Regions from separate parts of the Homo sapiens genome. Here region 2 is linked to region 1. A link is a loop called in an ENCODE intact Hi-C map of the cell type or tissue named here. Cell type or tissue: heart left ventricle. All regions are shown on one strand.

Region 1 (8,000 bases):
CGCTGTAACTCAAACCCAAACCAGAATATATGGTAATGTTTTCCAACACGAACCCTGATTGTAACCTCACCCTAGCCAGCCCCGTATAAGAGAAGTTGTGTGCGAACCTTAAAAGCGACACTCTCATTTCAGGACACTCTGGAGATGTGTTCTCGGGAGACGGAGTTTAAGAGCATCCTCTTTGCTCTTTGTTACTTCCATGCGGTGGTGGCAGAAAGACGAAAATTTGGGCCCCAGGGATGGAATCGCTCATACCCCTTTAACACTGGAGACCTCACTATCTCTGTGAATGTCCTCTACAACTTCCTGGAGGCCAACGCAAAGGTAAAGGCCATGGACATTCAGGGACCAGCCAGGTTGGGAGAGGGTTAAAATTATTTAATTTTGAGGGGTGAATCAGAGGGGTCTAGGATGGGGCCTGAGAATGTGCATTTCTAACAAGCTCCCTCGTGATGCAGATGCTGCTGATTCGGGGACCATAATTTAAGAGTGTAACACATGGTCATGTTCCAAGCCCCACTCCCCATTACCTGACAGCCAGATTATTTGAAACCTTGATAGTACAAATCGGAGCCCATGCATCAACATCATTGGCAGGACCTGGGAGCTAGTTAGAAATGCAGAATCTCAGGTCCCACCCAAACTTACTGAATCAGCGCATTTTAACGAGATTCTCTGGTAATTCGTATGCACGTTAAGGAGGGATGATGCAGTGCTATCCTACAGAAGGGGCATGAGCACACAGAAGGGCTGCACCCCACACAGGTGGGATGAGGCAGTGCCAACCCCAGGACTAACCCAAAGGCTGAGAATAGTACAACTGTGAGGTGAGAGCCATGGACGCTCAGGAAGTCTAACTAGAGACTCACACAGTGAGTCAGTCCCATGAGAGTTTGTCCCGGGCCCCACCAGACCATACCTATGTCTTCACAGCATGGCAGGTAGACTGTGATCAGCAGGAAGAGACTTCACACTCGCCTGATATAAGTTCCCAAACTTCGCTAACAATCAGTGCTCTTCCAGTTAAGGGAATATTCACCTCGTCAAGGTTATTCTAGTTCAGGAGCCAAACACAGAGTCAACAGGGCCACCACCTCTTCCTCGTGGGGAAAACGAACCAGGCCCAGATGCCCTGAGAAATCCTTCTGTCTCCAGCCCTTGGGCCTGGGAAGCCCACTCAACAGTAATCTTTCATTGCTGGCTTTCCTCCAGTGACCTCCCTCCCTAAGTCTCACACCAATGAACTTGTGGGCTTTGTTTATTCCCTTTGAACTTTCAAAGGGGACAGTTAATCTTGTCATTAAAGGCAGAAAATTAGAAAAGTACTCTGGTCCTCACTTTTCTCCATTTGACATTCACCTATTTAAAGAATTTCTAGGTAGAGCCTGCCTTCACTGTCACAGTTAAAAAGCTTGAAAGAGGGAAGGCATATATATATGGGGCGTGGGGTTGGCAACTTTCCTGTCTTCACTCTTTGATGTAATTCTTCAAGCTTTTTTTTTTCTTCTTTTTTTTTGAGATGGAGTTTCGCTCTTGTTGCCCAGGCTGGAGTGCAATGGCATGACCTCAGCTCACCACAACCTCCGCCTCCCGGGTTCAAGAGATTCTCCTGTCTCAGCCTCCCGAGTAGCTGGGATTACAGGCATGCACCACCACACCCAGCTAATTTTGTATTTTTAGTAGCGATGGGGTTTCTCCATGTTGGTCAGGCTGGTCTTGAACTCCCAATCTCAGGTGATCCACCCGCCTCGGCCTCCCAAAGTGCTGGAATTACAGGCGTGAGCCACCGCGCCCGGCCTTCTTCAGGCTTTTAATGAACTCCCCAAACACCCCTAACCCTGCTGGGCACTGAGGGTATGGAGAAAAATAAGACATTGCTCTCAATCTCAAGAAGCGTCCCTCTCTTGTGGCTTTCTGTGCTGCCCAGATGGGAGGCCAGCCCCGACGCCTGTGTGGAGGTCTTTCTTCCTTCCTCTCTTTCTTTCCCCCATCACTCAGGTCCCCTATGATGATTTGCGCTACCTGTTTGGAGAGATCATGTATGGAGGCCATATCACAGATGACTGGGACAGAAGACTCTGCAGAACCTACCTGGGGGAATTCATTCGACCAGAAATGTTAGAAGGAGAACTGTCTTTGGCCCCAGGGTTCCCACTCCCAGGCAACATGGACTACAATGGTTATCATCAGGTGAGACTCTGCTCTGTGCTTCTGATGTCGTGAGGGTGCTCACAGGGCCCTGGGTATTCCTCCCACGCCGACCTGCACCACCAGGGAAGCCTCTGCTGGGACATCACCATGGGCTGCAGGCAGGGGCTGAGGCAAAAGGGCTTAGACAGCTGAGCTCATGTCAAATCTGGTCCTATGCCCCAAGCCTGCCCTGTTTAAGTTGAGAGATACGGGATTTCTAGCCTCAAATTAATAATCAAATGGAGCCTTTGGAGATCTTTCGATTCTTGATGATTGGTTCAGTCATTCTGTGTGTTGCTGTTTTCTACAAATAACATCTGGGACAGTTATTTGGTTGTTTTCACTTGGGATGTTGACAAACCCATTTTTTTTTTTTTTTTTTTTTTTTTTTTGAGATGGAGTCTTGCTCTGGCGCCCAGGCTGGAGTGCAGTGGCGCTATCTCTGCTCACTGCAAGCTCCGCCTCCCGGGTTCACGCCATTCTCCTGCCTCAGCCTCCCGAGTAGCTGGGACTACAGGCGCCCGCCACCAAGCCCGGCTAATTTTATTTTTGTATTTTTTTTAGTAGAGACGGGGTTTCACCCTGTTAGCCAGGATGGTCTTGATCTCCTGACCTCGTGATCCGCCCACCTGGGCCTCCCAAAGTGCTGGGATTACAGGCGTGAGCCGCCGCGCCTGGCCTGACAAAGCCGTTTTTCATGGAGCAAAATTTCAGGCAAGACCTTAGCCAACTTTTGGTAAAGTTTCTGTGGGTGATTCTAAATATCCCTGGAGGAGCATGGTCTTGTGCCAAGATCACTCAGGTCACTCACCCCTCCCACTCCGTGTTGGTGGCTATGAACACAGGCACATACCGCATACGTATGCCACAGTCAGCATTCTCATGAAGGCTTTCTTTTCTTTTCTTTTATGAGACGGAGTCTTGATCTGTCACCCAGGCTGGAATACAGTGGTGCGATCTTGGCTCACTGCAACCTCCGCCTCCCAGGTTCAAGCTATTCTCCCTGCCTCAGCCTCCTGAGTAGCTGGGATTACAGGCCCCCACCACCACACCCGGTTTTTGTATTTTTTAGTGGAGACGGGGTTTCATCGTGTTGGCGAAGCTGGTCTCGAACTCCTAACCTCAGGTGATCCACCTGCCTCGGCCTCCCAAAGTGCTGGGATTACAGGTGTGAGCCAGCACGCCCGGCCTCATGGAGGTTTTCTTACTATTACTTCGGTCTTTTATGTTACTATTACCACAGCTATGTTTAAAGTATTCATCTTTGCCTATTTCACCTTCCATGGAAAACATTCCAAAAGATTTTTTTTTTTTTTTTTTATAAGACGGAGTCTCACTCTGTCACCCAGGCTGGAGTGGAATAGCGCGATCTCGGCTCACTGCAACCTCCGCCTCCCTGGTTCAAGTGATTCTCCTGCCTCAGCCTCCTGAGTAGCTGGGATTACAGGCGTGCGTCACCACGCCCAGCTAATTTTTGTATTTTTAGTAGAGACGGGGTTTCATCATGTTGGTCAGGCTGGTCTCGAACTCCTGACCTCATGATCCTCCCACCTCAGCCTCCCAAAGTGCTGGGATTACAGGCGTGAGCCACCGCGCCCGGCCCGAAAGATATTTTTTAGCAGTTTTTATTGGTAGGCTTTTGAACATGCCTAGAAAAACTCTTGAATATAAAACATAAGGGAAATATTGATCACAGGAATATTAACTGCAAGCTTTAAAAAAATTTCTTTAATTCATTAAACTTAAGGGTAAATCGTAAAAGTCATTTGATCCAGAAAAATTGGACCTATAAGAGGAGATTTAAAACAATAAAGCTCTTTAAGGAAAATAAGAGGAAATGTTTTTAACTACTTCACCAAAGGCAAAAAGGCTTTTCCCGGGAAAATTGTGCAACAGCGTCCCCTAGTGTCCATGGGATAATTCGACAGGAGGCTGGAGCAAGTAACAGGCAAAGGAAGTCTGTTTTTCTTATTCAGCAAGGGTGAAATCGATTTGCACATTTCCAAATGACTGAGGTACACTCTCTTTCTTATACTTCTCTTTAATGTGTTAGTTAATAGATGGTTCTAGGGCATCTACATAGAGTCCAGGCCTGCACAGAACGCTGGAGGAAATACAAAAATGAACATACAGATCGGCCCTTGAGGAATGGGCAATCTATTAGGCTAGGTGTTAATAACACCAAGGAATCGTCAAAATCATATCAGGAACGGAACTTGAGGGATATTTTCCCACCATCGTATAAAGAGCCATGAAGAGGCGCTCAAAACATTCAGAGCCAGGCGCGGTGGCTCCCGCCTGTAATCCCAGAACTTTGGAAAGTCAAGGCTGGAGGATCACTTGAGCTGATGAGTTAGAGACCAGCCCAGGCAACATAGTGAGACCTCATCTCTACAAAAAATAGAAATAAAAAATCGGCTTGAGCATGGTGGCATGTACCTGTATTTCCAGCTACTTGGGAGACTGAGGTGGAAAGCACTTGAGCCTGGGAGGTGGAGGCTTTAGTGAGCTGTGTACTCTACTGTACACTACTGTACTCTAGTTTTTTCAGCAGAGTGAGAGCCTGTCTCACACACACACAATAAAATAAAATAAAATAAAACTGAGCCTTAGCCGCTGGTTAGGATTTTTAGGCATTAGGCATGGCAGACTCTAGCCACTAGCACTGGCCACAGAAAGGAGCTGCTAGGGTGACACATAGTTTCAAAATTTTTTTTATTTGAATACCTTTCACCAGGGGCGCAAACTCTCCAGTTCGCAGCCAATCTCACCTCCTTCGTCCTAAGCCCAATTCACTTGTTTATTTTGCATGTGCCATCCCATGTACATGTTCAGGTTTGTCATATCTGATTTAGATGGAGGGGAGAGAAAAGAAGGAAAGGTCTGGAATCCTAGAAGAGCTTACGTAAAATCACTAGGGAGGGATTCGTATTTTTGAAAGACTATGAGAAGTCCTCCTCTGGTCTGCAGGAAAAAGAGTCATCAGGGAGGAGTGGGAGGCATTGGGTGTGGAGATAGATAAAGTCATCTAAGCCTCCCAGAAAAAAGAGAATGATAGAATGAATGTGGAAGTTTTGGGAAACGGGTCCAGCCGACAAAAATGGATGATGTCAAGGTGCACTAATAGGTGGAGAGGGTGATGAAGTCAACCAGGGATGGTGAGCAGTGTCCCCTGGAGGAGGGATACTAGCCCATGGACTCCCTGCAGAGGACAAGCCGGTGTGGGAGATGGGAGGTACGTCCTGGTTTCTTTTTAAGTGAGCTTGCCCTTGATTTTCAGTACATCGATGCTGAGCTGCCCCCAGAATCCCCCTACCTCTATGGCCTCCACCCGAACGCAGAGATTGGCTTCCTGACCCAAACCTCAGAAAAGCTCTTCCGCACTGTGCTGGAGCTGCAGCCTCGGGACAGCCAGGCCAGAGACGGAGCGGGCGCCACAAGAGAAGAAAAGGTGTGTGTGGTGGGGACTGCCTGAGGTCGTTCTGGGGGACCCCGAGGATCATAGATGCACACCTTTCTCCTGCTGGCCATTTTGGCAGTACACAGCATAGACAACACACAAAGCACCAACCACCTGCAGCCTGGAGATGCTTGCCTGTCACCGCCAAGAGCCTCTCCCCTCCCGTCATCACCATGCTGGCCATCAGTTAAATCATAGGAAGTCCCTGCCATTGGGTTCAGCAGTTTTCTTTGCCAGTCCACCCAAAGTCCATTTTTATTCAGCTTCTCTGCCAAAGTGAAGAAAGGGCAGGGCTGAACAGTGGTGGCTTGGGAACCTTGAATGTGACTTCTTGATCCCCTGGCAAACCAAGCAAGGATGGGTAAGGGGTTGCCCCTGAGCACCCCCACCTCAGTTCACCAACCAGATGCCAGTGGGGAAGAACACAGTCCTTCATAATGCAAACGCCTTCCCTTCGTGTGAATGGCTTCTAGTCCGAGAGTCTCTAAATACACAGTTACCTGCCACTAAGCACAGGACTTCCTGAAATTTTAGGAAGGTGGAAGGGAATTATGGAGTAGAAAGGCAGACCAGGGTGAGGTGTGGGTTTCAGGACAACCCAAGGCAACATGGGGGCTCTGATCCTGGTGTGGGGGTAGCTGAAGATAAAGAAAGAATGGGCCTCACACCTGTAATCCCAGCACTTTGGGAGGCCAAGGCGGGCAGATCATGAGGTCATGAGTTCGAGACCAGCCTGGCCAACATGGTGAAACCCCATCTCTACTAAAAAATACAAAAATTAGCCGGGTGTGGTGGTGGGCGCCTGTAATCCCAGCTACTCGGGAGACTGAGGCAGGAGAATTGCTTGAACCTGGGAGGTGGAGGTTGCAGTGAGCCAAGACCGTGCCACTGCACTCCAGCCTGGTGACAGAGCAAGACTGTCTCCAAAAAAAAAAAAACAAAAAAAGAATGGGCCACCAAAGGGAAATTTCTCCATGAATTTTTTTCTGAGACAAGCTAACCAACTTCCTAAAGATGTATTTGTACCAACTGACATCCACCCCATGGTACTGCCTGGATTTTTTTTTTAATTTAATTTTTCTAAGAGTAAGATTTCACTCCATCACCCAGGCTGGAGAGTTCAGTGGCATAATCACAGCTCACTACAGCCTGCAACTCCTAACCTCAAGCAATCCTTCCACCTCAGCCTCCTGAGTAGCTAGGACTGCAGGTGTGTACCACCACGCCCTGCTAATTTTTTAACTTTTTGTAGAGACAGGGTCGCACTATGTTGCCTAGGCTAGTCTTGAACTCCTGGGCTGAAGCAATCCTCTCATTTTGACCTCCCAAAGTGCTAGGATTATAGGTGTGAGCCACTGCACCCGGTCCTAGCTGGGTTCTTTAATTTAGAGATGCCATTAGGTTTACAAGTAAACATCCTTGGGAAGATTATCAAACTTTTAGCCTCTAGAGACTGATTTTAGGAAAGCAAACTGATACTAAAAGAGTTGGACTTTTATATAAAGGTATGGAGTCATGTCATCAAAATAGTATTTCTCAAATTTTAATATGCCTAAGAATGTGCCAGAGAGATTGAAATTCTGACTCCGAGGTCTGGGGTTAGGTTGCATTGGCAACCTAGTGATTTTGATGAGGTGAGCATACTTCGAGAAAGCTGCTCCATATCACTCTACTCAGTCTATTCCACTATTTGATGTATAATTTGAAAATAAAGAGAAGAACCCACCCAGAATGAATAATGTTCCTAGATCTAAAACTGGAAAAGGCTGAGACTGTATAAGTAATAGACTTAGAATTCTTCAGTCAAGGTTCAAAGAAGGTTCTAATGCTTATCATTTCCTTATCCCCTCCCCCAGCTAACCCAAGAAATGGGGTGTGTATGTGCTTGTGTATTTCAGAAATGATATGAACTGTGATCACTTGCCATGCACAATGCTGTGTGGGACACGTGTGCAGGTTACTGGGTGCACATCTGATTGTGCAGTATCCCAGTATTTGGCCATGGTGGTGTTTCTCACATAGCTCACATGTTCCTATGAGCTATCTTCCTTCCTGTCCACACCGCAGGTCAGCTCAAGATGAGGGGCAAAGAGTCAAAGCCCAGAGAGTATTTTGTTGTTAAGAAGTAAATGACCGAGAGGTTGTACACTCCACATACACTCATGAACTCTTGACTCAATTCTGTTCCCATGTTTACATCTATATGAAGGGAAGCTGGGGATTTTAGTATATAGCTAAAGAGAAGGAGTGAGAAGGGAGGTTGGCATGTTAGATACATGGATGGATGGATGGATGGATGGATGGATGGATGGATGATGGGTAGATGGGTGATGATGGATAGATAATTGAT
Region 2 (8,000 bases), 170 kb before region 1:
GTCCATTGACAGTGCTGTATTTGTTATGAAAACGGACTCTGCCTCCATGCTGCCTATGAACACTTCATCCTGTGGGAGGTGGCAATGTGGGCTGAGTGTGTGGGTACGTGGTGTGCTCTGCATATACATGTGGTGTGATGAGGATACCTATGGGAAGAAAAGTATGTGTGTGTGAGCTTGTGCATGCTCCTGCTGCATGAGGCATAGGATGTCTTTTGTGCATCTCTTGATATCTGCCTTTCAATTAAGGCCTCTAAAGCCAAGATTAAAAGTGCAAACACCAGGCCAGGGCAGAGTTACAGAGGTGTATTTTCAGTTGAAGAACTCCATTCAGTTCATCATGATTGTATAAAATAACCATCTGTCCTGGTCCACTCTACTTCCCAGATAAGATCCTGGCCCCAGAAAAAGTGTTTTTGGTGTTTTCAATGGAAGGAAACCTCTGAGGTGAAGAGGTAGAAGGGCAAGCCTCAGAAATGCACCAAAATTGCCTCTTTAGGTGCGTTTTTTTTTTTGTTTTTTTTTTTTTTTTTTTTTTTTTTTGAGATGGAGTCTCACTCTGTAACCCAGGCTGGAATGCAGTGGCCCGATCTCAGCTCACTGCAAGCTCCGCCTCCCGGGTTCACGCCATTCTTCTGCCTCAGCCTCCCAAGTAGCTGGGAGTACAGGTGCCCGCCACCGTGCCCGGCTAATTTTTTGTATTTTTAGTAGAGACGGGGTTTCACCATGTTAGCCAGAATGGTCTCGATCTCCTGACCTCGTGATCCTCCCTCCTCAGCCTCCCAAAGTGCTGGGATTACCGTTGAGGTGCTTTTTGACAATTGCAGAAAGTGTGAAATGAGCGAAAAAGTTACTTGTTGCAGCCACCTGTGTTCCCCAGGTACTGAGAGGGGATCATCAACAGAAAGAGAAGAGGGAAGAAGAAGTGGGAGGGGGAGGGTGTCAGAGGAAAGGAGATGAGAAAGTCCTCAGGAGAGCTCTGGGCCCTTACTTCCTTACAAAGGAAGCTGGCGCGAGAACAGCTGATGAGAATAAAGGCTTAAGTGGCGCTCTGGTTGTCTGTAATCCCAAAGAACTTGACGGACCATGAGTCCACTGAAACTGAGTGGTTCCATAGCTGTCCAACAGCACCACCAGAATGGAATATCCTCTGTGTTTCAGATCCCCTCGGGTCTCTCTTTGCAGGTTTAAGAAGATCATTCCCATCCCAGAGCAGAGCATGGTTCAGATGGTGTGTCACCTTCTGGAATGTCTCCTGACCACGGAGGACATCCCTGCAGACTGCCCTAAGGAAATTTATGAGCATTATTTTGTGTTTGCTGCCATCTGGGCTTTCGGCGGAGCAATGGTCCAAGATCAGGTAAGGAGATATGTTGAGCTCAACAACCACACTGAAGTCTGTAGCAGCAAAAACTGATCCTTTAGCAAAGATTTGGAAGACAGGACAGCTAAATGTCAGAATGGACTTGAAAGCAGCAAACTATTTAGTCATCTACCTATTACTCTGCTAAAGACATCAGTTGTCCTAGCCAGACCTCATAGGGTGAGATACATGAGGTCGTGGTGTGTTCGGAGCTTTTCCTTTTTGAGCTACTGAACATATCTTTGATTTCTTGGGAACTTATACAGTGTTTGAGTTTGAACAACTGCTGGTATATATGCACTACTTTGCCAGGTGGTGTGTTTGTGGAGAGAGGGGTGGAAGGAGGCTGTGCCGTGGAAGCTTGAGTGGAAGGAAACCCTTCAGTTTTCTTAAAAACCTCTAGAACAAGGATGTACCACTCCCTACCAGGCCAGAGTTAACTATCATATCTCCATACGCGCGAAACTCAAAGCTGTCCAGAGAAGGCTGGACCAAAGTCTAATTAGCATCTAGGATTGGAAAACCAAAGTGGAATTTATCTTATAGTGTTGACTGCTATAGTCTCATGTTGATTGGAAGAAGGGATATGTGGCTTGGAATATCCTTGCATCCTGTCCCCCAACCCTTCTTGTATTCCCAGCATTTTTCTTTACTTATTTTTCTCCAAATAAAAGATATTTTATCTAGAAAGAAAAATATTCAATATTATGCAAACCAGTCTCCTATAACTGACTCTAGCTATTAGGCATTATTGTATGACAGTTAAGAACATGGACTCTGTTAGCAAATTTTAAGTATACAATACAGTATTGTTACTATAGGAACTTTCCTGTACAGAAGATTTATTCATCTTGAACTTAATCATTTTTATAACCAAAATTTTGTACCCTTTGACCTATACCTTCCATTGCTCCCTCCCCCAGCCACTGGCAACCTCAATTCCTCTCTCTGCTTCTGTGAATTGACTATTTTAGCTGTATCATGTAAGTGATATCATGTCAGATTTGTTCTTCTGTGCCTGGCTTATTTCACCTAGCATAACAGTCTCCAGGTTCATCACGTTGTTGCAAATGGAAAGATTTCCTTTTTCTTAAAAAAAAAAATTGCGAAGAGGGAAGATAAATCTTACATCAAATGTTCTTAGCACAAAACAACAATAACAATAACAACGATAAATAAGAGCATGGAAGGGAACTTTGAAGGTGATATGTAGGTTTATGCATAGATTGTGGCGATGGTTTCACAAGTGTATACTTTTTTCCAAACTCATCACATCATATGCATTAAATATGTGCAGCTTTTTGTATATCAGTCATACCACAATAAAGTGATTTTAAAAAATAGCTGAGAAAAGCAAAAATAAAAGCAAAAAAGAACATGAACTGTGGATTTGAATTGTAGCTCTGCCACTATTATCTGGGGAACGTTAGGAAAGTAACTTAACCTCTCTCTACCTTACTCTCCCCATGTGCACAAAGAATGATCATAGGGGTACCCAGCTCCTAGGAGGGTGGCGAGGACTAAGTGAATGCATAATGTTCTAATCACTCAGCATGAATACATGCAAGGTACTTAGCACAACCCATGGGTGCTTATTATTACTATTCTTCTAGTAAAAATATTCAGTTCTGTAGCACGTATCTGGTGTCTCTCTTGCAACAGGGGATCAGACCAAGCTGTAATTGTTGGAAAGTTATCATTTACTCTTCTCAGTCTGGATTGATTGTGAGCCTCTTTCAAAGGAAGGTAGAAAGTTTCAGCCTCCCAAGGCAAAACCATGTTCTAGAAATCCAAAATGAAAGTGAACTTGGACAAAAAAGAATTTGCAATTAACTTCTTTTTCATTTTCAAGGGCCCTGGCTGTTAACATCCGTCCTACCAACCATCACTCCCTGATGTGTTCTTTGGTGCTCAAAATTCAGAAAGCAGCTCTCGCAGGCTCTCAGGAAGTGCACCTTTCTCTACTGCCCTCCCCAGAGACAGATGCCCTGGAGGCAGAAAGGGAAGTCTCCAAGGACAGGAGGATACATGAGCCAGGAGTTTGACATCTGAGAATTTTCTGCTGTCTGTTCTGTAGTCTTTGGAGCTTCTCTGTGGACTACTCCTTTGACAGCTTTACATTTCCCCTTTGAGGCAAGGAGGCAAAGATTTCAGCAGGATGGATGAGACCTGGCTGAACTGCACAGAGATCCCGAATGCATAGGTTTAATTGCTCCCCGTCAAATGCAGTCTCTGACCTGTGGGCTGGGAAAACGTCAGACAGCGACTGCTGAGCTACTCTCTCATATTGGTGGTGCGCAGGCAGTGGAGTATCAGGATGAAAATATGTGATCAATTTTTCTAACTCTGGGTATAAAAATTTAAATCCCCTCAAGCCTTTTAAAAGCCCCGGAGAAAGCATCCCTCCAGGCGTCCTGCGCACTGGAGCACTTGAAGCAATTGACAGCCCTGCCAGCAACCTGGGAAGAGGACAAGGGAGAAAGCTTTTAGCAGCAGGGCACATCCCAGACCCCTACACTGCCTGCATTAAAAGCTAAACACCAAAAATAGTGCTGTCAATAGGAAGGTAGGAGTTTGGTCAAAATATTCACATCAGGAACAGCAATGGTGCTTACATTGAAAAAAACTGTCATAAAAGCAAAGCAGAAATACAAAATGGAGGCTATACCTGAGTAGAAGTTCCCATTTAAAAAAAAAAAAAAGTCCTGGCTGAATACCTTGCAGCCCTTAGAGAGAACAATCTCTCGGAAACGTAAGGTAGAGAAAACACCAGATTGTGAGACTGACAACCTGGGTTCAACTCCCAATTCTGTCGTTTCATAAAACCCCCACTTTATAAAATGGGAGTGATTTTAAGTAACCAGGATAACCTATAGCATTGTGAAAATGAAGCGAAGTAACACTGGGTTCCCAGCTCTACCACAGTATGCCAGTAAAGTCCTCATGTCCTCCAGGTTAAAGGGCAGAGAGAAAACAGTGAACTGTGAGAGCCCAGGGGACATGGGGACTTCAGAAGGGACCATGCTGAAGAGATACCATGGAGTGGAATTAAGAAAGGATCATTGGGCTGGGTGCGGTGGCTCACGCCTGTAATCCCAGCACTTTGGGAGGCCAAGGCGGGTGGATCATGAGGTCCGTAGTTCAAGACCAGCCTGGACAATATGGTGAAACCCCATCTCTACTAAAAATACAAAAAATTAGCCGGGCTTGGGCATGGTGGCGGGTGCCTGTAATCCCAGCTACTCGGGAGGCTGAGGCAGAGAACAGCTTGGACCCGGGAGGCAGAGGTTGCCGTGAGCTGAGATCGCGCCACTGCCCTCCAGCCTGGGCAACAGAGCAAGACTCTGTCTCAAAAAAAAAAAAAAAAAGAAAGAAAAGGAAAAAGAAAGGACCACTGGACTGGCCCAGCAGAGGTCACCTTGACTTTACAGTGTCCAATTATAGTACAAGGTGCGGTCAAGCACCAGCTTACAGGAAGGTGAGACAATGTCGGTGTGGCCCAGCCAAGGGCTTAGCTGGGAAATTGCCAGGCATCTCAAGGCAGCATCGGGGCTGAGGAAACAAGACCCACCCTTCCTTCCTTCTAGAGGTGGCCTTCATCTCAGAGTTTCCATAGAAACCTAAAATCTGGTTTTCGTAGAAAGTTGAAGGTCTTGAAGCGTATTATCTAGGAGTTAAGAATGGGGGTTTCCTCTAGGCTTCTGGTTCCAGAGAACAATATTGGGAAGTTATAACGTCCCCTTGATCTAAATTCAAATCAGAATGAGAACATCAAACAAATCTTTTCTTATCTTACCACCCATTTCCACTCTCATTTTAAAGCAAAAGAATTCAATCCTATTTATTTAACAGCAAAATGAGGAGTGCCCTTTTTTCGGGTTTCATAGTTGTTACCATGTGCCCAGCTCCCTGGTCTCTTCAGCCTTTAAACTGTCATTGTCCTGCCCTCCATGAATATTTCCTAAAATGACCAATATGGGACTTTTTTTTTCCTTTAGGATTTTTCTTAGTTCAGTGTGTTTAAAGAATGGGTTTGCCCTCCCAAAGAGTTGCCAGTAGTAATGGGTATGTTTTGGGTCTGAGTGTGTGTGTGTGTGTTTGGACACAATAAGATGGTTTGAGTACACTGGGTATACAGCCCCATGCGTAAGGGGCCCATTATCTAATAGGTATGCATGCAAATTATATGCTTCTACCTATTCCTTCTGTCAGAAAAACCAGTACAGCTCTGTCTCCCCCACTGCTCCTAGATTCTAGGATTTTAGCTCTTGCAAGAACCTTGGAAATCTTTCCAGAAACCTCATTTTGCAGACGAGGAGATTGAGGCATAGAAAGAAGGATTTGCCTGTGGTTACCTAGCTGATACCCAAACCCCTTCTGAGGCTCTTCTCACTGCAGCGCTCTGTGCCCCAGGTGTCAAGAGTCACCATTCCATTCCAACCTTAGGCTGCCATCCTGGGAACTGCAGAGAATCTCAGGCACCGAAGAATGGGGCCAATCTACCTCTTCAGGAGTTCTTGATTCTCCCCCGTGTTCTTCCACCTCCCTCCCTCAACCATCTCCACCCTTCAGTGGCTGTAAGACATGGCAGGACCAGGCTGGCTCAGCCGCATGGTCAAGCAAGGATGCCTGTGCGTGGCCCCTGCGTAGTCCGGCTTGGTCAGGGTTGACCCTTGGGGCAGCGCTGCCTTCCTGGAGGAGCTGGTCTAGCCGGCAGGCCCACACAGGGAGGAGCACGTTGTCCTGCCCTGACCTTCTATCTGACGCCGTGGCCTCCTGTGTGGGCTTCTTGAGTTCTGGAGGACCTTGTCCCCTGACTGTCTTTGTTTTTGCAGCTTGTGGACTACCGGGCAGAGTTCAGCAAATGGTGGCTGACTGAGTTCAAAACAGTCAAGTTTCCTTCCCAAGGAACCATCTTTGACTATTACATCGACCCAGAGACCAAGAAATTCGAGCCTTGGTCCAAGCTCGTCCCCCAGTTCGAATTTGACCCCGAGATGCCCTTGCAGGTGAGTGCAGCTGAGCAGCCGAGGACGTGCGTGCAGTTGCCCTCAAGGATCTGCAGTGGCTCCAGTAGCAGCCCCGCATGGCTATCTGAGCATTTGTCCTTGCTAGGAACTAGTCATCCCCAGCTCCATGACTTTGCAGAGGAGATGATGGGTGTAATGAAGTCACAGATTCTACTAAAGGCCAGGACATTTCCTCAAGAGAGGAGGAAATGGCAGGGGCAGAAGATTTTAAAATGCATTAGAGAGGCCACAGAGAAAGAGGCCCGGGTGGTAGAGGAGAGCGGGGAAGCTCTCTGCCTAACTGCGGGGAGCCCAGAGAGTGAGTCTGTAGAATGGTCCCACTGTGAACATCAGGGAAGATACTCCTGACCGGTGCTTATTTGGGGAGCTCCATCGTGACGGAATCCCCTGTTCTGAAATGCTTCGGAACGCCGCTGGTGCATCTGTTTCTCCCTAGAGCCCACCCTTGGCAGGCTTATTGTGCTCCCATTCCAGGCGTGTTTGGTGCACACGAGTGAGACCATCCGTGTGTGCTACTTCATGGAGCGGTTGATGGCGCGGCAGCGGCCTGTCATGCTGGTGGGCACGGCTGGCACTGGCAAGTCGGTGCTGGTGGGAGCTAAGCTGGCCAGCCTTGACCCCGAGGCATACCTGGTGAAAAACGTGCCATTCAACTACTACACCACGTCAGCAATGCTGCAGGGTAAGCAGCCCAGGGCACCTGGGGTGGGGGGCATCTGGGTGGCCGTGTCACCTGACACAGAGCTGAAGCCAAGCGTCAGGTGCCTGCCTGACTTGAGTTCTGCATACCCCAGCACTGCGCACTTCCTCCCACACGCCCCTTCTCACCTCTCCCTACACACCTCTTTCTGGCTCCTCCAGCACCCCTTAGCACTGCTTCTGGTCTTTCTTTCTACATTCCTCCCTGGTCTGTTAAATTCCTCAAGAGCAAGGTGTTCAACACAGAGCAGTTCAGCACCTTGATGACAAAGAGAGCTACAAGCCATGGAGAGATTTGCAAGAACTTGCAGACTTCCGGCACTGAAAGTATCTCTAGAGATCATTTAATTCATCTCTCATATGTTATGGGTGGGGAAACTGAGGCTCAGGTAAAAGGATGTGATTGCCCAAAGTCACCACCAAGTGGTGAGGCAGGCATGACACATCTGGTCTGACTCCACCTGGGGCTTGCTTTTCCCCGGTGTTTACACACAGAGCTCCCAAATAGACATGGGCCACCGGTGATGTTTTACCCTTGCCAGAGTCTCTCTCCCCTTAACTCATTTACGACACAGTCTCCTTTTTTATGGAAACAACACATTAACTAAAACAGCTTTGTTTTGGAGAAGCTTCCAAGCCATTCTTCCAACAAAATGAGGGGAGAGGCAGGGCTGGGGAGAAACCCTGTTCTTACTTCCCAAACACCGACAGCCTTGTCCCACTCTGTTACTTGGTCTGAGCTTTCCCAGGTGACACTGCAGTGCCTCCCCACACCTAGATATGAGCTGTTTGCAGCTGGATAAGTTAGGAGCCATAGCTTATAATGTGAAAAGTGAACCTGGCACTCTCGTTATCCGCTACATCACCCAGGCCTTAGGCCAGCAGACTTGCAAAGCAGGCTTCGTGTG

What was found. Hi-C counts contacts between places; a loop is a spot of excess contacts. Peaks named below come from ENCODE experiments on the same cell type or tissue, not always from the same donor. Only the 100,000 strongest peaks of a DNase experiment are listed, where the experiment ranks them.
Region 2: it touches region 1 in a loop (2.1-fold over the local background); 5 of 110 quality-filtered maps call a loop at or near these places.

The regions. Positions count from the first base shown.
Region 1 is chr17:11,931,882-11,939,881 of GRCh38, forward strand. It overlaps DNAH9 (dynein axonemal heavy chain 9), which reads left to right. Exons shown (of 69, transcript NM_001372.4): 64 at 133-324; 65 at 1,999-2,190; 66 at 5,471-5,641. Among named protein-coding and RNA genes, the nearest start is that of ZNF18, 62 kb to the right of the region's middle. In heart left ventricle, a CTCF peak has its summit at 4,101 (motif pointing left); no DNase peak of the experiment used is centred here; H3K27me3 peaks cover 448 bases.
Region 2 is chr17:11,762,255-11,770,254 of GRCh38, forward strand. DNAH9 (dynein axonemal heavy chain 9) reads left to right here. Exons shown (of 69, transcript NM_001372.4): 36 at 1,186-1,360; 37 at 6,199-6,372; 38 at 6,868-7,075. Among named protein-coding and RNA genes, the nearest start is that of DNAH9, 170 kb to the left of the region's middle. In heart left ventricle, a CTCF peak has its summit at 4,768 (motif pointing right); a DNase peak (open chromatin) is centred at 4,871; H3K27ac peaks cover 755 bases.